Linked DNA regions of Homo sapiens: region 2 is linked to region 1. A link is a loop called in an ENCODE intact Hi-C map of the cell type or tissue named here. Cell type or tissue: heart right ventricle. All regions are shown on one strand. Each heading gives the region's core, and the rest is flanking DNA. Links, peaks and the distances in the headings are about the cores only.

Region 1 (10,328 bases), core at 1,612-9,611:
TGCACCTACCATTGGAGCTCCCAAGTATATAAAGCAAACATTAAGAGATCTAAAGGGGGCTGGACGCGGTGGCTCATGCCCGTAATCCCAGCACTTTGGGAGGCCGAGGCGGGCGGATCACGAGGTTAGGAGATCGAGACCATCCTGGCTAACACGGTGAAACCCCATCTCTACTAAAAAAAATACAAAAATTAGCTGGGCATAGTGGCATGCGCCTGTAGTCCCAGCTACTCAGGAGGCTGAGGCAGGAGAATGGCGTGAACCCGGGAGGCGGAGCTTGCAGTGAGCCGAGATTGTGCCACTGCACTCCAGCCTGGGCGACAGAGCGAGACTCCGTTACAAAAAAAAAAAAAAAAAAAAAAAAAAAGAGAGATCTAAAGGGAGAGATAGACTGCAATATGATAATAACAGGGGACTTCAACACCCCATTCTCAGTAATGGACAGATCATGCAGACAGAAAATCAACAAAGAAACATCAGAGTTAAATTACACACTAGACCAAATAGGCTTAACTAACATTTATAAAACATTTCACTCAATTGCTACAGAATACACATTCTTTTCATCAGCACATGGAACATTCTCCAGATTAGAACACAGCCCACAAAACAAGTCTCAACAAATTCAAAGTAGTATAAATTATATCAAGTTTTTTTTTTCTTTTCTTTTCTTTTTTTTTTTTTGAGACATTGTCTCACTCTGTTGCCCAGGCTGGAGTGCAGTGGCATGATCATGGCTCACTGCAGCCTCCGCCTCCCAGGTTCAAGCGATTCCTGTGCCTTAGCCTCCTGAGTAGCTGGAACTACAGGCATGCACTACCACGCCCAGTTAATTTTTTGTATTTTTAGTAGAAACAGGGTTTCACTATGTTGTCCAAGCTGGTCTCAAACTCTTGAACTCAAGTGATCCACCCACCTCGGTCTCCCCAAGTGTCAGGATTACAGGCATGAGCCACTGCTCTCAGCCTTCAAGTATTTATTCTGACCACAATGGAATAAAACTAGAAACCAATAACAAGAGGAACCTTGGAAATACACAAACACATGGAAATTAAACAACATATTCCTGAACAAACAATGAGTCAATGAAGAAATTAAGAAAGAAATTTAAAAATTTCTTGAAGCAATGAAAATGGAAATTCAACATATTAAAATCTATGGGATACACCAAAAGCAGTACAAAGAGATAAATTTATAGCAACAAACAAATATATGAGAAAAATAGAAAGACTTCAAATAAACAACCTAACTATGCTCCTCAGAGGACTAGAAAAGCAAGAACAAACCAAGCCCAAAATTAGTAGAAGGAAAGAAATAATAAAGATTGGAGAATAAATAAATGAAATTAAGACTAAAAAATACAGAAGATCAATGAAATGAAATTTTTTTTTTTTAAAGATAAGGCCTGGGGCGGTGGCTCACGCCTGTAATCCCAGCACTTTGGGAGGCTGAGGCGGGCAGATCAGGAAGCCAGGAGTCCAAGACGGTCTGGCCAACATAGTGAAACCCCGTCTCTACTAAAAATACAAAAAATTAGCCAGGTGTGGTGGTGTGCACCTGTAATCCCAGCTCCTCAGGAAGCTGAGGCAGGAGAATTGTGTGAACCTGGGAGGCAGAAGTTGCAGTGAGCCTCGCGCCATTGCACTCCAGCCTGGGCAACAGTGTGAGACTCTGTCTCAAAAAAAAAAAAAGGATAAAATTGACAAACCTTTAGCTAGACTAACAAAAAAAGAGAAAAGACTCAAATAAATAAATTCACAAATGAAAAAGGAGACATAAGAACTGAGACCACAGAAGTACACTCATTAGAGACTATTATGAACAACTATATGCTAACAAATTGGAAAATTTAGACAAAATGGGATAAATTCTTGGATACAATCTACCAGGATTGTACCATGAAGAAACAGAAGACTTTAATAGACCAATAACAAGTAATGAGATTAAAGCAGTAATAAAGTCTCCCAGCGAAGAAAAGCCCAACAGCTGAGGGATTCACTGCTGAATTCCACCAAACAGTTAAACAAATACCAGTTCTACTCAAAGTATTTTTAAACACTGAGGAAATACTTTCTTTTTTTCTTTTCTTTTCTTTTTTTTTTTTTAGATGGAATCTCACTCTGTCACTTAGGCTGGAGTGCAGTGGCACAATCTCAGCTCACTGCAAGCTCCAAAGAGGAGGAAATACTTTCAAACTCATTCTACAAGACCAGCATTACACTGATACCAAAACTAGACAAAGACATAACAAAAAAAGGAAACAACAGGCCAATATCCCTGACCAACACAGATGCAAAAGTCCTCAACAAACTATCATAGTATTATAGTAAACTGAATTCCACAACACATTAAGAAGATAATTCATCATGATCAACTCGTATTTATTCCAGGGATGCAATGATGGTTCAACATATCCAAATCCATAAACGTGATAAAACACATGAAAAGAACCAAGAACAAAAACCATACGATTGATTGAGTGGTTGAGACAGGGTCTTACTCTGTTGCCCAGGCTGAAGTGCAGTGGTGTGATCATAGCTCACCATAACCTCAAACTCTTGGGCTCAAGTGATCCTCCTGCCTTAGCCTCCTGAATAGCTAGGATTACAGGTGTAAATCACCACCCCTAGCTATTTTAAACATTTTTTGTAGAGATGGAGTCTCACTATGTTTCCCAGGCTGATCTCGAACTCCTGGCCTCAAGCAATCCTCCTGCCTCAGCCTCCCAAAATGCTGGGATTACAAGCGTTAGCAACCACACCCAACCTCTGATCATTTCAATAGATGCCAAAAAAAGCATTCAATAAAATTCAACATTGCTTCATGATTAAAAACCCTCAATAACTTGAGTATAGGAAGAACATACCTTGGCCGGGAACGGTGGCTCATGCCTGTAAACCCAGTACGTCGGGAAGCTGAGGTAGGTGAATCACCTGAGGTCAGGACTTCAAGACCAGCCCGGCCAACATGGCGAAACCGCATCTCTACTAAAAATACAAAAATTAGCCAGGCATGGTGGTGTGCATCTGTAATCCTAGCTACTTGGGAGGCTGAGGCAAGAGAATCTCTTGAAACTGGGAGGCAGAGGTTGCAGTGAGCCGAGATCACGCCACTACACTCCAGCCTGGGCAACAGAGCAAGACCCTATCTCAGAAAAAAAAAACAAAACCTACCTCAAAATAATTAAGGCCATATGTGACAAACCCACAGCTAACACTGTATTGAACAAGCAAAAATTGAATGCCTTTCCTCTAAGAATTGGAGGAAAAACAAGGATGGCCACTTTTACCATTTTCATTCAGTATCATCCTAGAAGTCCTGGCTAGAGCAATTAGATAAGAGGAAGAAAGGACATTCAAATTGGAAAAGAAGTCAAATTAGCCTTGTTCATAGATGACATGCTTTTATACTTAGAAAACTCTAAAGAAAGACTTCACCAAAAAAACTCTTAGAACTGATCAACAAAATCAGTAAAGTAGCAGGATACAAAATCAACATACAAAAATCAGTAGCATTTAAAATATGCCAGGAGCAAAAAAATCTGAAAAAGAAATCAAGAAAGCAATCCCATTTACAATAGCTACAAAGAACATAAAATACCTAGGAAACAGTTTAACCAAAGAAGGGAAAGATCAACACAAGGAAAAGTTATAAAACACTGATGAAAGAAATTAAAGAGGACACAAAAAATGGAAAGATATTCCTTGCTCATTGATTGGAAGAGTTAATGTTGTTAAAATGACAATACTACCCAAAGCAATGTACAGATTCAATGTAATCTCTACCAAAATATCATTAACATTCTTCACAGAAATAGAAAAAAAAATCCTAAAATTCATATGGAACCAAAAAAGAGCCTGAATAGCCAAAGCAATCCTGAGCAAAAAGAACAAAACTGGAGGCATCACACTACCTGACTACAAAATATACTACAAAGTTATAGTGACCAAAACAGCATAGTACTAACATAAAAACAGACACATAGACCAATGGAACAGAATAGAGAGCCAAGGGCTGGGCACAGTGGCTCACACCTGTAATCCCAGCAATTTGGGAGGCTGAGGCTGGTGGATCACTTGAGGTCAGGAGTTTGAGATCAGCCTGGCCAACATGGTGAAACCCTGTCTCTACTAAAAATACAAAAAATTAGCTGGGCATGGTTGCCCACACCTGTAGTCCTAGCTACTCAAGAGGCTGAGGTGGGAGAATAGCTGGAACCCGGCAGGTGGAGGTTGCAGTGAGCCGAGATCGCACCACTGCATCCCAGCCTGGGAGACAGAGCGAGACTCCATCTCAAAAAAAAAAAAAAAAAAAAAAAAAAAAGAGCCAAAATATAAATCCACACATTTACAGCCAAACTTCTTCCACAAAGGCACCAAGAACATACAATGGGGAAAGGACAGTCTCTAATAAATGGTGCTGGGAAAACTTGATAACCATATGCAGAAGAATGAAACTAGACCCCTATCTCTTACCATATACAAAAATAAAATCAAAATGGATTAAATACTTAAATGTAAAACCTGAAACTGTGAAACTACGAAAATAAAACATTGAGGAAATGCTCCAAGATATTGGTCTGGGAAGATTTTTGTGGCCTCAAAAGCATAGGGAACCAAAGCAAAGTTGTCAACTGAGATTACATCAAGCTAAAAAGCTTCTGCACAGCAAAGGAGACAAATAATAATGTGAAGTGATCGCCCACGGAATGGGAAAAAAGATTTGCAAACTACCCATAATAAATAATTGTTAATTCTTTATTAATTTATTTAACCCTAACTGATTTTCCTGGCTATTAGGAAACTCAGAGCTTAATTTGTGGTTCATCTTTAAAAACTGAGCATGCTTTTGTGGTTGTGCTTATTATATATATTAACCTTATACATCTCTACTCCCAACAAAGCCAGCTTTATCTTATTTTATTCTGGTATTTTCTCTGCTAACCCATTAAATTATGGCCCCTTAGTGAACCACATCTCACAGTGTTCCCACATTTGTATGGTGCTTTTCCTTAAATATGGGCTAGGCCTGTGACTTGCTTCAACAAGTGGCATGTAGCAAAAGTGACACAGTGCCAATTCCAGGCCTCAACTTTAAGGAAGCCTGGCAGCTTCCGTTTTTGTGCTATTTGAAGCTCCGAGCCACATGTAGGAAGTTTGGCTACTCTGCTGCAGAGACCACATGGAAAGTGCTACATATGGAGGTCATGTAAAGAGGAAGAAGCCCTGAAACTACATGGAGAAAGAGAGAAACTCAGTTCAGCCTCCCAGTGTTCCAGCTGAGCCCAGCCTAGATTGTGGAATCATGAGCAAACTAATGAGTTAACCAATTAGGTAAAGAAGAAATAACCAAATGGTCCCATTCCAGAATGCCCACCCAAGCCCTTCCTCTTTCTTTAGGATGCTGTTTCTGAAAGTCTGGCCTGAAGACCACCTGTATCAGAATGACCTGGGGTGTTTATTTGAAAGAAAAATTGTCAATCCAACCCCAGAATTTCTTGGGCAAGGCAGGATAATCAGTATCTTTAACAAAACTTTTCCAATTGATTCATAAGGAAAATAAAGTTTAAGAACCTGGTTAAGGGCTTTCTCCTGACTGTTCTCCACACTAATCTAAGCCTACCCTTCTTTTTGACAGTCTATTACTCTATTTTCAGAAGTTTGATCCTGCTGTTCCTCAAATGCTGGACCAAAATTCTAGATCAAGGAATTTCTCATGCTATTTTCCTCTCACCTATCCAGCTCTGTTCTACTTGGTTCATTCACTCTGTATCCACCTTGTCTTCAGGAGCTCTGATTTTGAGGTGCTTCTCATGTCTCAGCTAAAGAAACTCAGGCCTAAAAAAACTGAAATCCCTGACTGTGCAGATTAGTTCTGGTTCTTACCTTATTTTTCAGGCCAGCCACATCAGCTGTCCTCATCCTTAAAGTATCATGATGAGAACTTCTGAAACCGAATACAGTTAAATATAAGGACAGAAAAATATCTGATGGTTTTGTCAATTAGATATTGGTAAACTCAGTGAGATCAATTTAGGGGTGCGTTAAAGGAAAAAGATTTTGCAGTAGGTTTAAGAAAGTTTTTAACAAGGTAGAAAAGACTGAGCATGCTTGCAGGTGGAGGAAAAAGAACCAGGAAGGAAGGAAAAGTTGGTAATAAAATAATGTGTGGTTGAGAAGGTAGCATGAACCAGAAGGGATGAGAATTGATTATAAAATAAGGTCCCAGACAAAGAGGGAAGGTGTTTTCAGTTTTCTATTGCTATATAATAAATTATCCCAAATTTACCCATTTTATTATATATCATGATTTGAGGGGCCAGAGATTTCGGCAGGGCTCAGCTGGGCAATTTCTCTGCCCCACGATATCCTATGTGGTTACTTGCCAGGTTTGCTGGTAGATGGGTTAGTCTCAAAATTCCAAGATTGCTTCATTCACATGTCTGATATCTTGGCAGGAGTGACTGGAAGGTTGGGCTCAGCTAAGAATGTCAATAAGAGCACCTACAGATGGTCTTTCCAGGGTACTCTTAGGGTGACTGGCCTTCTTACATGATGGTTCAAGCTTTCAGAGAGGATATTCCAAATATCCTGGGCAGAAACTATTGGTATAAGTCTTCTTATTACCTCATCTCTCGGATCCCAGAATGTCACTTCTGATTAATTCCGTTGGTCAAGTCACTGACTGGCCTTACTGACTCAGCCCAGATTCAAGGGAAAGGGAATTACACCCCACCTCTTGGTAGAAGTGTCAAAGAATTTACAGTCATTTTTAATCTGCTATAGAAGAGGTGAATTGGATAAGATCAGAGAATATAATAAAAGATTTGCCTTGGACATGAAGACAGAATACTGCTAAATGTTGGAGTATGCAGAACTCTGGTCCTCGGCTCCTCTCTTTCTATCCAAGTGTAGGGAATGCTATGCATTTACAAATTCGTAAACTTTCTTAAAACATTATGAGATATTGTGTGTGTGTGTGTGTGTGTGTGTGTGTGTGTGTGTGTGTGTGTGTGTGTGTGTTCTATCCCAGAGTAGGGAATGCTATACATTTATAAATTCGTAAACGTTCTTAAAACATTATGAGATATTTTGTGTGTGTGTGTGTGTGTGTGTGTGTGTGTGTGTAGCTCATCAGCTATTGTTAGTGTTAGTGTATTTTACGTGTGGCCCAAGACAATTCTTCTTCCAACATGGCCCAGGGAAGCCAAAAGATTGGATACCCCTTCTATATTGTCTCCCTAGGTGATCTCGTCTAGACTCATTGCTTCAAAGAACTTTATATACTGATACCTTTCAAGTGTATATCTCTAGACCCAAGCTCCTTGCCTGAGCTCCAGAACTTGTATATCCAACTATCTACTCAGCATATAACTTGGATGTCTAATAAGCATCTCAAATTTAACATGGCCAAAACCAAGCTATCGGATTTCTATCACACCCCAAGTCTGCTTCCCCTGAGCCTTTCCGGTCCTAGTAAATTACACAATTATACACTCAGTTGCTCAGGACAAATACCTAGGAGCCCTATTTGTCTCTTCTCTTTTCCTCACACAGCACATTCAATCCATCAGTATCTACTTCCAATTCATCAATAGGTTCCATTAGCTCCAACTTCCAAAATATATTCTGAACCTAACCACTTCTTTCCATCTCTACTCTTCCAATCTAGGTCAATGCCATCATCACTTCTCACTGGTCTCTGTGGCTGCACTCTTGATTCCTCATTGTCCTTCCTCTATCCACATAGCAGCCAGAGTCATATTTCTAAAGCGTAAACCAGAGAATATAATTTCCTTGCTTAAAATTATCTAAAGACTTCCCATTGCATCAGAATAATCAACAAACTTCTCATCAGAGTCTATGAGGCTCTCCAAATCTTGCCCCATCTGTGTCTCTGACCTCATCTCTCTCCACTCTTCTCCTTGTTCATTGAGCTCTAACCACTCTGATACTCTGTCCCATGAACACACCAAGTTTGTTCATGCTTCAGGCCATCCCACCTCTTGCTCATTCTGCTTGGAGAGCCCCCCGGATCTCTTTTTATCACTTGGGTAATAAAAAGATTCCTTGTTTTTATCACTTGGGTCAGTGGTCCCCAACCTTTTTGGCATGAGGGAACAGCTTCATGGAAGACAATTTTTTCCATGGACTAGGGTTATGGGGGATGGTTTTGGGATGATTCAAACACATTACATTTATTGTGCACTTTATGTATATTATTATTGCATTGTAATATATAATGAAATAATTATACAACCCACCATAATGTAGAATCAGTGGAAACCCTGAACCTGTTGCAACTAGAAAGTCCCATCTGGGAGTGATGGTAGACAGTGACAGATCATCAGGCATTAGATTCTCGTAAGGATCATGCAACCTAGATCCCTTAAATGCACATTTCACAACAGGGTTTGCCCTCCTATGAGAATCTAACGCCTCTGCTGATCTGATAGGATGCAGAGCTCAGGCAGTAATGCGAGTAATGCGAGTGGTGGGGAATGGCTATAAATACAGATAAAACTTCGCATTCACATGCTGCTCACCTCCTGCTGTGCAGGCCGGTTGCTAACAGGCCACAGACTTGTATGGGTCTGTGGCCTGGGGGTTGAGGACCCCTGATTTAGGTGATACAAAGTGACTCAGATGTCACTTTCTCAGCCCTTTCCTGACTATCACAGCTAATGTAGTATCCCATCTCCCTGAGTCACTTTTCTCACAATACCCTATTATAGCTTCATAATGTTGATCAGCACCTGAAGTTCTAATTCATTTTTTTCTGTATGTTTATTGGCTGTCATCCCTCATTAGAACGTCAACTCCTGGGGGGCACAATTGCTGTCTGTCTTATTTACAGCTCATTCTCCAGTACCTTGAACATCACAGACAACAAAATCAACACACAATAGATGTTTATTTAAATTGGCTATTTCTTTCTTCTGGAAGGAGGTTAAAGGAAGGTGGGAAAGGCAGGGCGTGGTGGCTCACGCCTGTAATCCCAGCACTTTGGGAGGCCAAGGCAGAAGGATCACTTCAGGTCAGGAGTTCCAAACCAGCCTGGCCAACATGGTCAAACTCCATCTCTACTAAAAATACAAAAATTAGCCAGGCGTGGTGGCATACACCTGTAATCCCAGCTACTCAGGAGGCTGAGGCAGGAGAATTGCTTGAACCCGGGAGGCGGAGGTTGCAGTGAGCTGAGATCGCACCACTGCACTCCAACCTGGGCGTTAGAGCGAGACATCGTCTAAAAAAAAAAAAAGGGTGGGAAAAAGAAGGAAGACCCCCTTTTCTCTGTGATTTGGGACATAAAGTGGCTGATAATGAGAAACAGTGGGACAGGGTTTTAAGAAGGGTAATGAATTATTCTTGACTCTTCCTTCAAAAGTTGTATTTGTAAAAAACCAGTAGTTGAGAGTTTTGTTGTTTCAATTCTAATTATCATTTCTTAAAAAGTAATTTTATGGAAGAAACAATTTGAATTTTTACCCCTTTAGGTAGCATTGGCTTTCAAAAACACCAATCTCATGTCTTTTACATTCTTGGCCTGGAATTGAATTATGTGAATCTACTGGTTTTGTTTTCCACCCTCTTTATAAGATCTGCTATATCTGGTCCTGATAACACAAGGTCAAGGTCCAGGAAAGAACAAATGTCAATGCTTTCTTTCCTCATGGCCCTTCATTATAGCCTTAGTGAGTCCTTTCACGCATCCATGTCCACACATCTCTGTTTCTCATCAATACAGCCTGTGTGTTTTGAAAGCATGCAATTTATGCCTTTATATCCCTGCTTCTCTTTTTCCTATCAGCAAAATCTATGTGTTTTTTAGGAATTAAATAAGTATATTTTTCTTATATGTATTGGTCATTTTCTATATTTGAACAGTAAGTTCTACTCAACGTATATCTGTGCTGCAAAATTAATTTTCGTACTCAAATTTTGAATGGTGTTTCTTAAAATGACTTTTTTAACACTTTCTAATGAGGTGGTTTTTATTGGCTGACATATACCATTCCTCTAGAATGTTGCTGTGAACTAGATGTGAATTTATGAAGGTGATGAAAATAGCAATTAAGCTAAGAACTACTTCTGGCAGGTAAGAGCATGGTTAATTATTTTCCTTAAAGAAATGCACAAATATATTAGGTTGGTGCAAAAGTAATGGCATTGAAAGCAATGGCAAAAACCGCAATTACTTTCGCATTAGCCAAATACATAGCCAAACAACTTTTGGAAGCCAGACTAACCTGCTGGACATGCTGAACCAGTTTTAGTCTATTCCAAAAGTGGAAAGCGACATGTATGATTCATTCCTGAGACATTTCA
Region 2 (10,328 bases), core at 1,427-9,426, 97 kb after region 1:
ACTACAGATGTGCATCACCATGCCTGGCTACTAAAAACATATTATAGAGATGGGGGTCTCACTATGTTACCTATGTTGTCTCAAACTCCTGGGCTCAAGCAATTCTGTCTCAGCCTCCCACAGTGCTAAGATTACAGATGTGAGCCGCAATGCCTGGCCCACATCTTACTTTCTTTGTGTACTCTGTATATAGAATTTTTTTTTATATCTTATAGTTTTAGTTATATATATATATAAACTACAATTTCAACTCTTAGCAACCCTAATATCTAAAGAAAGCCTAGGAAGTTAGTAATTTTAAGCTTACATACCAGTATTTGTAGGTGAAGCCCATTTCATAGTTTTTAGAAAGATACTCATCATTTTTTTGTTTATTAACAGATTGAAGTATATTTAGCCTTTCTATGCTATTATAAATGACTCACACATTTTATGATTATCTAATACTTAATGTAACATGACATGACTTTAAGCTTCTGAAAAAGATTTTAAAACTATGAAAATTTCATTTATAAACTTTTATTGCATTTTTATTTTATTTATTCATTCTTTTTTATTTTATTTTCATTTATTTTTTCCTTCAGATGAGATATTTATTCATTCTTATCAATTATGCTTGAACAGTTTCTTAAACAAAGCTAGCCATGAACTCAAGTTATTTGTTTGTTAATTGTTTTTACATCCTGTGAATGTTAGGCTACCTAGTATGTTAGCCACTACCTAAGCAAGAACCCTAAAGTTAAACACATGGGTATTCTGCTGTTTAGAAGACACTTCTGTTTTTATTAAAATAGCAATATTAAACTAGTCTTATTTACTAAAGATTTCCTAAGTTGTGTGAACTCAAAGGCATTTGAGTTTGTGTCTATTTTTCTGATAAAATATGTAAGTTCTTACTTTTACTTTAAGCCAATTAGAGCCCTTTCATATATTTTGATAGTAAAATTTCATGTACTCATGACATGTATAAGCATAAAAATATACAGACAGAATATACACAGACCATACACAGACAGAAGCAGATTTTATAACTTTATTAGGTTTTTCATTTGCCAATTCAAATAATTTCCCTTCCCCACTTTAGACTATCGAATCGTCAACAATTGTTAACTGGGTAACTTTAAATTTGCACTTACAAAGGACATGACTCTTAGGTGAAAATTTACATCCCAAAGGCACAGTATTTAGGTCTAAACACCATTATTTCATGAGACAAAGAAGGGCATAGGTAAAGGCCCAGTCAAGACAAGGTTGCCAGGAAAAGTGTCTTAAACAAGATAAGGTTTGTTAGGTAAACTCTAAGCCAAGCCTTCCCCATTGTAAAAATTTCTAGTGGTTTAAGAGCAGTGAGGGAGATGCCCTTACAAATGGAGATTTCTTGTATAGATGTAAATTTCTTTTACAAAGTGTTTGAAAATAGCCAGCTAAATGCCAGAAAGTCTTATTTTGGAGACAGTTACATAGGTATTTTCACTTTACCTTGTTTCTTAATTAGATTACTGACTTTAGGGTGCAGACTTTTAATGAATAGAGCAAAGAAAGCACTTGCAGTTTATTCTTCACATATTTAAGTATTAATACTTAAGTATGTGAAAGCAGGCACAACTGGAAGGCAGTGCATCTAGATCTTTAAAAATCAAGGACCCCATTTTTACATTGAACCTTGGATTCAAGGTTCAAGAAAGAGGGAAACATTCTAAGACCAGGCTGCATGATACTTCCACAGTGCACCACACTACAAAGACATTTCTCAAGGGTGGTAGGTGTCAGGTCCATGACTATGCCAATTGTCATGCCCAGGGCCAGGTTTCAGCCCATACTGAGGTCCGAGGGGAGTGGGTGGATGAGGAGATAGTTGAAAGACTATTCAGGGGGCCGTAGGCAGGTACAATGTAGTTTTATTCAGCAGCTTACTTACACTAGCTCTCTCACACTGTTCGCCTCATCTTGGCTGCTTAGTCCAGTGGCTCCCGCACACAGCTGCGTGGCCAGCTCTCCTGTCAGGGTCAGCAGCTTAACTCTTTCTCTCTCTGTGCATGAGTTGTCCAAGCTGTGTCCTGGCTCCCCCCTGTCCCTCCAGACAGCTGTGACTGTCTCTCTTTTTCTCTGGGTGCAAGTGTGCTTATATAGTGTCAGCAAGGCAATTATACCCCCTTATTTTTTTTTGAGACAGAATCTTGCTCCGTCACCAAGCTGGAGTGCAGTGGCGCAATCTTGGCTCATTGTAACCTCCACCTCCTGGATTCAAGCAGTTCTCCTGCCTTAGCCTCCTGAGTAGCTGGGACTACAGGTGCGCACCACCACGCCCTGCTAATTTTTGTATTTTTAATAGAGATGGGGTTTCACCATGTTGGCCAGGATGATTTCAATCTCTTGATCTTGTGATCTGTCCACCTCAGCCTCCCAAAGTGCTGGGATTACAGGCATGAGCCACCATGCCTGGCCACAGTTATACTTTTTACAGACAATAGTGGCATAGGGCCAAGGGATGGCCTTCCCATGTTATGGCTACATGGCTGCAATAACAAGTGGAGTTATATGCCTGTGCTACAAAGTCACGCAGCATGTAAGCATCTTACCTCAGCCCATCCTTGACCAAAGCACAGCCATGTTCCTTACAGTAGGCAACCCAACAGCAATCAGCCCGCTCTGTGATCTGCTCATCTCCATCAGGAGTCTTATCTCTTGATGGTAAGAGTTCAAGCCTGCCTTTTTATCTAAGACCTTTGCAGGAATAACCATTCACTGCAACTGCTGTCAGCCACTTCCAAAACTGTAGTTTTTGCCAGTGACTTACCAGCACACACAAAAGTCAAGTTCTCTCACATTACAAAGTAATCTCTGGTAGCCCAAAAGCCAAAGAGACCAGGCAATATTTTTAACAGCTTATAATTCTTTATCATTTAACAATTTAGTTTCCCCCATGCCAATATGAATAGCAATTTGTGAATTAACAGAATCTGATTTTGGAAAAAATTTTGAATCTAATAATTCTTTTTTCAGTTTTTTATTTTTTTTTGAGACAGGGTCTCACTCTGTCACCCAGGCTGGAGTGCAGTGGTATGATCGCAGCTCACTGCAGCCTTGACCTCCCTGGACTTAGGTGATCCTCTCACTTTAGCCTCCTGTGTAACTGGGACCACAGGTGTATCAATGAAAAGAATCAAACTCTATAAAATACTTGAAGAGATTTATTCTGAGCCAAATATAATTGACCATGGCCCATGACACAGCCATCAGGAGGTCCTGAGAACATATGCCCAAGGTGGTCGAATGCAGCTTGGTTTTATACATATTAGCGAGGCATGAGACATCAATCAAATACATTTGAGAAATACATTGGTTTGGTCCAGAAAGATGGGACAATTTGAATTTGGGGGAGGGGGTTGGGAAGAGGGGCCTTCTAGTCCAGAAATTTAAACATTTTCTGGTTGACTATTGGTTGAGTTTGTCTAATGACCTGGGATCAATAGAAAGAAAATGTTCAGGTTAAAATAAAAGATTGTGGAGACCAAGGTTCTTTTCAAGTTTCATAGTGGCTGCCCTCAGAGACAATAGATGACAAATGTTTCCTGTTCAGACCTTTAAAAGTTGCTAGACTCTCAGTTAATCACTTCAAGATTGGGAGGGCCTGGAAGAAAAAGATCTAGCTATGTTAATAGAGATTCTTTACAGATGCAAATTTCCCCCCACAGAAGACAGTTTTGCAGAGCCATTTCAAAATATGGCAAAGAAACATGCTTTGGGATAAAATATTTTGATTTTCTTCTTTGTCATGTAATTTTATGCCAGAGTCAAATTGGAAAGTAACTCACCATATATAGAGTTAAATAAAACCCATTTGATGAGAATTTACGGTTTGTAGGGTATGACTCCCCAGACCCTTTAGATATTTGGGCAAGATAAGAAAAAATAAGAGCTTTGTTCACAGGTGTATGCCACCATGTCTTGCTAATTTTTTGTATTTTTTTAGAAACTGGGTTTTGCTATGTTGCCCAGGCTGATCTCAAACTCATGGGCTCAAGGGATCCACCCACCTGGTCCTCCCAAAGTGCTAAGATTACAGGCGTGAGCCACCAGGCCCAGCTGACCCTAATAATTCTATATTATCTTCTAATTTGAAACACATTTCCTCCCTTTTGAGACAAGGAGGTATGGGTGGTGTGTAACCTACAATCCTTTTTGGAATGTCCAAGCTTTTTGTAGAAATTGCGAAGCAGGGGATTGAGTAAGTTTTGGAACTTATTAGGCCATTTAGAGGTTAGAAATTGGTTGAAAAAATGTTTTGGTTGTAAACTCATGACCTCCTTTGCTTTTCTTCTCTGTTTAATTTTCCTTCCTTTTCTTCCCTGGTTAGAGTATGGGACATTTGACACACAACATTAATTAGAACATGAGTTTGACAGGTAGTCCAACTGGGGCATTGTCTGTTTAATATAATTATCAACTCTCATCTGATTGTTTATAAAGTTTGAGTTAGGGAGTATCATTTTGGTGGTTAATATAACTTTCTTCTTTTAGGCCTGAATATTGTTTAAACACTCTTTCAACGGTCTCATAGTATGATATTACAGGTTCATTAAGATTTTGTTGGTATTGCTGTATTTTGTTCCACCCAACTATTATTTAGAGAACTAAGGGAATAGTATGTAGCAAAGCTTTGGCAGTATTGTAGGTCAATTCACAATCTGCTTCCAAAAATTTGTGGAAGTCTAAATCCTTTAGGTTCTAAAGGATTTCTCCAATTTACATTTGCTATCTAATATTTGGTTTAACTTTCTGACACTAACATTTGAGCCAGTTGATATGAATCAGAAAATCAGGATCATAAATTCAAATGTTTGGTTTTAATTTTCTAGCAAATTCAATAGGATCCTGAAGAGAATCAAGGAATCCTTTAATTATGCTTTTAAGTTTAACTTTTGACTATGGTTGATAAACCTAGGCAGGTTCTCCTCTGCTGAACACAGGGTGTTTCCAAAAACGGAGCCAAAACAGCAGAAGAAGGAGGAGGAGGAGAAAGGGGAGCTAAGTCCAGACAAGGAGGTTCTGACAAAAGAGAAAGAGGAACTGAAGGGCGAGGAGAAATTTTGGCAGTCTTTTTCCGTTCAGAAATTATTTTAGACAATTTTTTGTTTTTCTCTTGCAAAGAAATGACTTTATCAGAGCCTTTTTTAGAAGCTTCTAAGTACCATTGAAAATAGCTCTCCCTTTGGCCTGAAGTACAAAAATAAATAAATAAATAAGAAAAAAAACACAGGAAATAGCTTTCCCAGTGATTGTGTTTTTATTTTAGAGCCGGCTTTTTCTAACTGAGTGTGTCATTATCTTCTATTTATAGATGAGGAAACTGAGGCACTGAAAAGGTAAACAATCACTCACCCTTACTGAGCACCTATTATACACTAGGCACTGTCCAAAACACTTTACAAAAGAGGGAGATAAGCCTAGAGATGGAGAAGAAGCAAACTAGAAAAAATTAGAGAAAGACAGCATGATGGAACACATTGCGAGGCTGGCACAAGGTGCAGTGAAAAGAAGCATACAATAAAGAAAGGGAAGTAATAAAGAGAGGGAAGTAATGATTAGCGAGCAAACCACATGGAATGAGTATTGGATTTGGGTAGGAATTCAGTCCTGGTCCTGCCACTGACTCAGCTTATTTAGGCAGACTATTAGAAGTTAAGAACATGGCTTCTGGAGTCCAATTGCCCAGGTTTGAAATTTTCTACTTCAGCAGCTTTAAGAAGATACGTGGCCTCTTTGTGTCTCAATTTACTCAGCAGTAAAAAAGATAGTATTATCTCCCTCATAGGATTGCTGAGAAGATGAGAGTTAATGGGCATTTCTATTAACAGCAATTTAGCTTGTTACGGACTAACTCTCCTGCTGAGAACAACTAAAAACACTGTAAAATGTTTTTAGAAATACATGATTGAAGGTATTGAAGAGCTACCTAGGCAACAAAGAGATTAGAAGTCAAGATCCTAGAAGGAAAGAATGCACAGAAAGAGGTAAGATGTTTGGCAATTCTTTTTTCTCTTTTATTTTTACTTATTTATACATTTTTATTTTTTTACTTTCATCTTTCTTTCCTGGCACCAGTTATTAAGTATTGGCTAAGAGATTGAGACTGCTTGCAGTTGTATAGGACTAGGTGAAGAAAAACTGCACTTCAGGGCCTAACAAAAAGGAGAGATCCTAATAAATACTCCAGTTTTCCAGTTGTGATTCCCCAGAAGTCTACAACTTAGGGATGAAAATATACAAGCCATTATAAAAACTGACTCCTTGGTTCAAATCAGCTCAGTCCCTCCTTTTAGTAAGTTGACCTGACTCTACTGAAACTGTCTGAAAGGAGAAGAAAGAAAAGTCAATAAAGGGTATCTTTAGAAGTTCAATTCTATGGTTTACTTCTAGGTTACTATGATGGTCTCTTGGGACCTTGCTTCAATTGTAATCCCCATGTGTCAGGGGAGGGGCCTGGTGAGAGGTGATTTAATCATGGGGACGGACTTCTGCCTTGCTGTTCTCATGATAGTGAGTGCATTCTCATGAGATTTGACGGTTTAAAAGTGTGTAGCTTTCTTAGTGCACACTCTGTCTCCTACTGCCTTTTGAAGAAGGTACCTGCTTCTACTTTGCCTTCCACCATGATTGTATGTTTCCTGAGGCCTCCCCAGCCATGCAGAACTATGAGTCAATTAAACCTCTTTTCTTCATAAATTACCCAGTCTCAGGTAGCTCTTTATAGCAGCATGAAAACACACAAACACATCAACTTCAAACTATACTACAAGGCTGTAGTTACCAAAACAGCATGGTACTGATATTAAAATATAAAGTAGACCAATGGAAAAGAATAGAGAAGCCAGAAATGAAGCCAAATACTTACAGCCAACTGAATTTGGACAAAACATACAAAAATACAAATTAAGGAAAGAACACTCTATTCAATAAATGATGCTGGAAAAACTGGCAAGCCACATGTAGAAGAATGAAACTGGAACCCCATCTCACACCTTATACAAAAATCAATTCAAGATGGATTAAACACTTAAGTCTAAGACCTGAAACCATAAAAATTCTATAAGATAACATTGTCTGAGCAAAGAATTAATGACTAAGTCCCCCCAAAGCAAATGCAATAACCACCAAAAAGTAAATAAATGAGACCTAATTAAACAAAAAAGCTCCTGCACAGCAAAAGAAATAATCAGCAGAGTAAACAGTCACCCCATAGAGTGGGAGAAAATTTTTGCAAACTATACATCTGACAAAAGACCAGTATCCAGAATCTATAAGGAACTCAAACAAATTAGTAATTAAAAAATAAATAATCCCATCAAAAAGTTGGCAAAGTACATGAATAAAAGTGGCCAAAAGTGGGCGAAGAACATTTCCCAAAAGAAAATATACAAACAGCCAACAAACATGAAAAAGTGTTCAATATCATTAGTTATCAGAGAAATGCAAATTAAAACCAGAATGAGATATCACCTTACTCCTGCAAGAATAGCCATAACCAAAAAGTCAAAAAATAATAGATGTTAGCGTTAATGAGGTGAAAAGAAACACTTTTACACTGCTGGTGGGAATGTAAATTAGTACAACTGCTATGGGAAACAATTTGGAGGTTCCTTAAAGAACAAAAAGTAGAACTACCATTTGATCCAGCAATACCACTACTGGGTATCTTCCCAAAGGGAATTAAATCATTATATGAAAAAGACACATACACGTGCATGTTTGTAGCAGCATAATTCGCAATTGAAAAGACATGGAACCAAACTTAGTGCCCACCAACCAACAAGTGATATACAGAAAATGTGGTATATATACATGATGGAATACTATTCAGGCATAAAAAGGAACAAAATGTCTTTTGCAGCAACTTGGATGGAGCCAGAGACCATTATCCTAAGTGAAGTAACTCAGGAATGGAAAATCAACTATCGTACGTTCTCACTTATAAGTGGGAGGTAAGCTATGAGGATGCAAAGGCATAAGAATGACATGCTGGACTTTGGGGACTTACGGGGGAAGACTGAGAGGGGGATGAGCAGTAAAAGACTACATCTTGGGTACAGTGTACACTGTTCAGGCGATGGGTGCACTAAAACCTCAGAAACCACCTCTAGTCAAATTATCCCTGTAACCAAAAACCACCTGTACCCCCAAAACTATTGAAATAACAAACAAAAACTGATGAAAATTCTAAAGCTACAATTCCATAATTTAAAATCTTCCACCAGGGCACTCTAAGCCAAGAGAATACTTTCACAAACTGACTCTGACCTACTCTGTATAGGATGGGAGGAGTTACCTTTTTTTCCTCCAGAATGATAAAAGGATTGGATATCTTGGGCAGTTCTAAAGTGTGGGTCCAGGAAAACAACCACCAACTCAGGAATTAATATAAGTTTTAAAAGACTTCTTCTGGCCCTGTGCGGTGGCTCATGCCTGTAATCCCAGCACTTTGGGAGGCTGAGGTGGGCGGATCACGAGGTCAGGAGAGCGAGACCATCCTGGCTAACACGGTGAAACCCTGTCTCTACTTAAAATACAAAAAATTAGCCGGGCGTGGTGGCAGGCGCCTGTAGTCCCAGCTACTTGGGAGGCTGAGGCAGGAGAATGGCGTGAACCCGGGAGGCGGAGCTTGCAGTGAGCAGAGACTGCACTCCAGCCTGGGCGACAGAGCGAGACTCCGTCTCGAAAAAAAAAAAAAAGTCTTCTTCTTCTTTGTCTTTAAAGTTATTCCATAGATATAACAAAAAGATCTGCTTCAAAAGCTTCAGAAACAGAAATGTTTTGACTACATGTTTGCTTTATATATTCCAGTTCCCCCTTTCCATTAGATGTGTATTTTAATAGGTAGATAATAAAGATGAGTAATCTTCTGGCATTTTCATGCTCAGGTTTCCATTCTGATTTTATGCATTTACCTTTTCTTTGTTACCTTAGAATCTTTCCTTATATCAGGTCCCTCAGGTTTTTACTCCAAGTTAGCCAGCCTTAGAGGGAGAGTTTTTACATTTATTCTGTCTCTACCTGACTGGAATTGTGGGCTTGGATTAAGACAAAAGAGAAAAAGAAAGAATTGGCAGGGACTTTTGCTTCAGGCCATGATGAGGTAACAGACTGGATTCGCATTTTCATCTTTATTCTTTATTTTTAAGAAAACAACTTTATTGAGGTTTTTTTTTTACTGATCATGAAGTTTCTCCTTTTCAGGTGTATAATTCAGTGATTTTTGGTAGCTTTTCCAAGCGGTGTAACCATTACCCTGTCAGTTTTAGCACACTTTTATGCTCCCAGTAAGATCTCTTGTGCCCATTTCCTGTTAATCTGTTTCTATCCCACTGGGCGACACTACTGTATCTTCTCTCTCTATGGATTTGCCTATTTTGGACATTTTATTTAAATGGAATCATACACAATATGTGGTCTCTTGTTTCTGGTTTCTTTCATGCAGCACAATGTTTTTGAGATTCATTGTGACATACCATGTGTCAGTAGTTTGCTCCTTTTTATTGTTGAAGAGTATTTCATTGTATGGATAGACCATGACACTGTTCACTTCTGCTCCTCTTTCATTGGCTAGAACACAAGTCACATGGCCAAAACCAACTGCAAAGGAAGCTGATAAATGGAGTCTATGTGCCCACAAGAATGGAGCCTATTGTGCTAAGTACAAATATCACGAATGTGGTTGTGTGTAGAAACTGCAGAGTCTGTGCTGGGCACAGTGGCTCCTGCCTGTAATCTCAGCACTTTGGGAGGGCGATGCAGGCAGATCACTTGAGGTCAGGAGCTTGAGACCAGCCTGACCAACATGGTGAAATCCTGTCTCTACTAAAAATTCAAAAAATTAGCCAGGCATGGTGACATGCACCTGTAGTCCCAGCTACTCGGGATGCTGAGGCAGGAGAATCACTTGAACCCCAGAGGCAGAGGTTGCAGTGAGCTGAGATTGTGCCACTGCACTCTAGCCTGGACAGCAGAGCAAGACTTTTGTCTCAAAAAAAAAAAAAAAAGAAAGAAAGAAAAGAAAAAGAGGCCAGGCAAAATGGCTCACGCCTGTAATCCCAGCACTTTGGGAGGCCGAGGTGGGTGAATCATGAGGTCAGGGGTTCAAGACCAGCCTAGCCAACATGGTGAAACCCTGTCTCTACTAAAAATACAAAAAATTAACTAGGCGTAGTGGTGGGCACCCGTAATCCCAGCTACTCAGGAGGCTGAGGCAGGGAGGTGGAGGTGAACCTGGGAGGTGGAGGTGAACCTGGGAGGTGGAGGTTGCAGTAAGCTGAGATTGTGCCATTGCACTC

The links. Hi-C counts contacts between places; a loop is a spot of excess contacts. Peaks named below come from ENCODE experiments on the same cell type or tissue, not always from the same donor. Only the 100,000 strongest peaks of a DNase experiment are listed, where the experiment ranks them.
Region 2: it touches region 1 in a loop (2.7-fold over the local background); 9 of 110 quality-filtered maps call a loop at or near these places.

Annotation. Positions count from the first base shown.
Region 1 is chr1:93,312,283-93,322,610 of GRCh38, forward strand. The region is part of intron 8 of CCDC18-AS1 (CCDC18 antisense RNA 1); the gene reads right to left. Among named protein-coding and RNA genes, the nearest start is that of CCDC18-AS1, 28 kb to the right of the region's middle. In heart right ventricle, for the core only: no CTCF peak of the experiment used is centred there; a DNase peak (open chromatin) is centred at 5,129.
Region 2 is chr1:93,409,919-93,420,246 of GRCh38, forward strand. No RefSeq gene overlaps it. Among named protein-coding and RNA genes, the nearest start is that of FNBP1L, 33 kb to the right of the region's middle. In heart right ventricle, for the core only: no CTCF peak of the experiment used is centred there; no DNase peak of the experiment used is centred there; H3K4me3 peaks cover 607 bases; H3K27ac peaks cover 1,964 bases.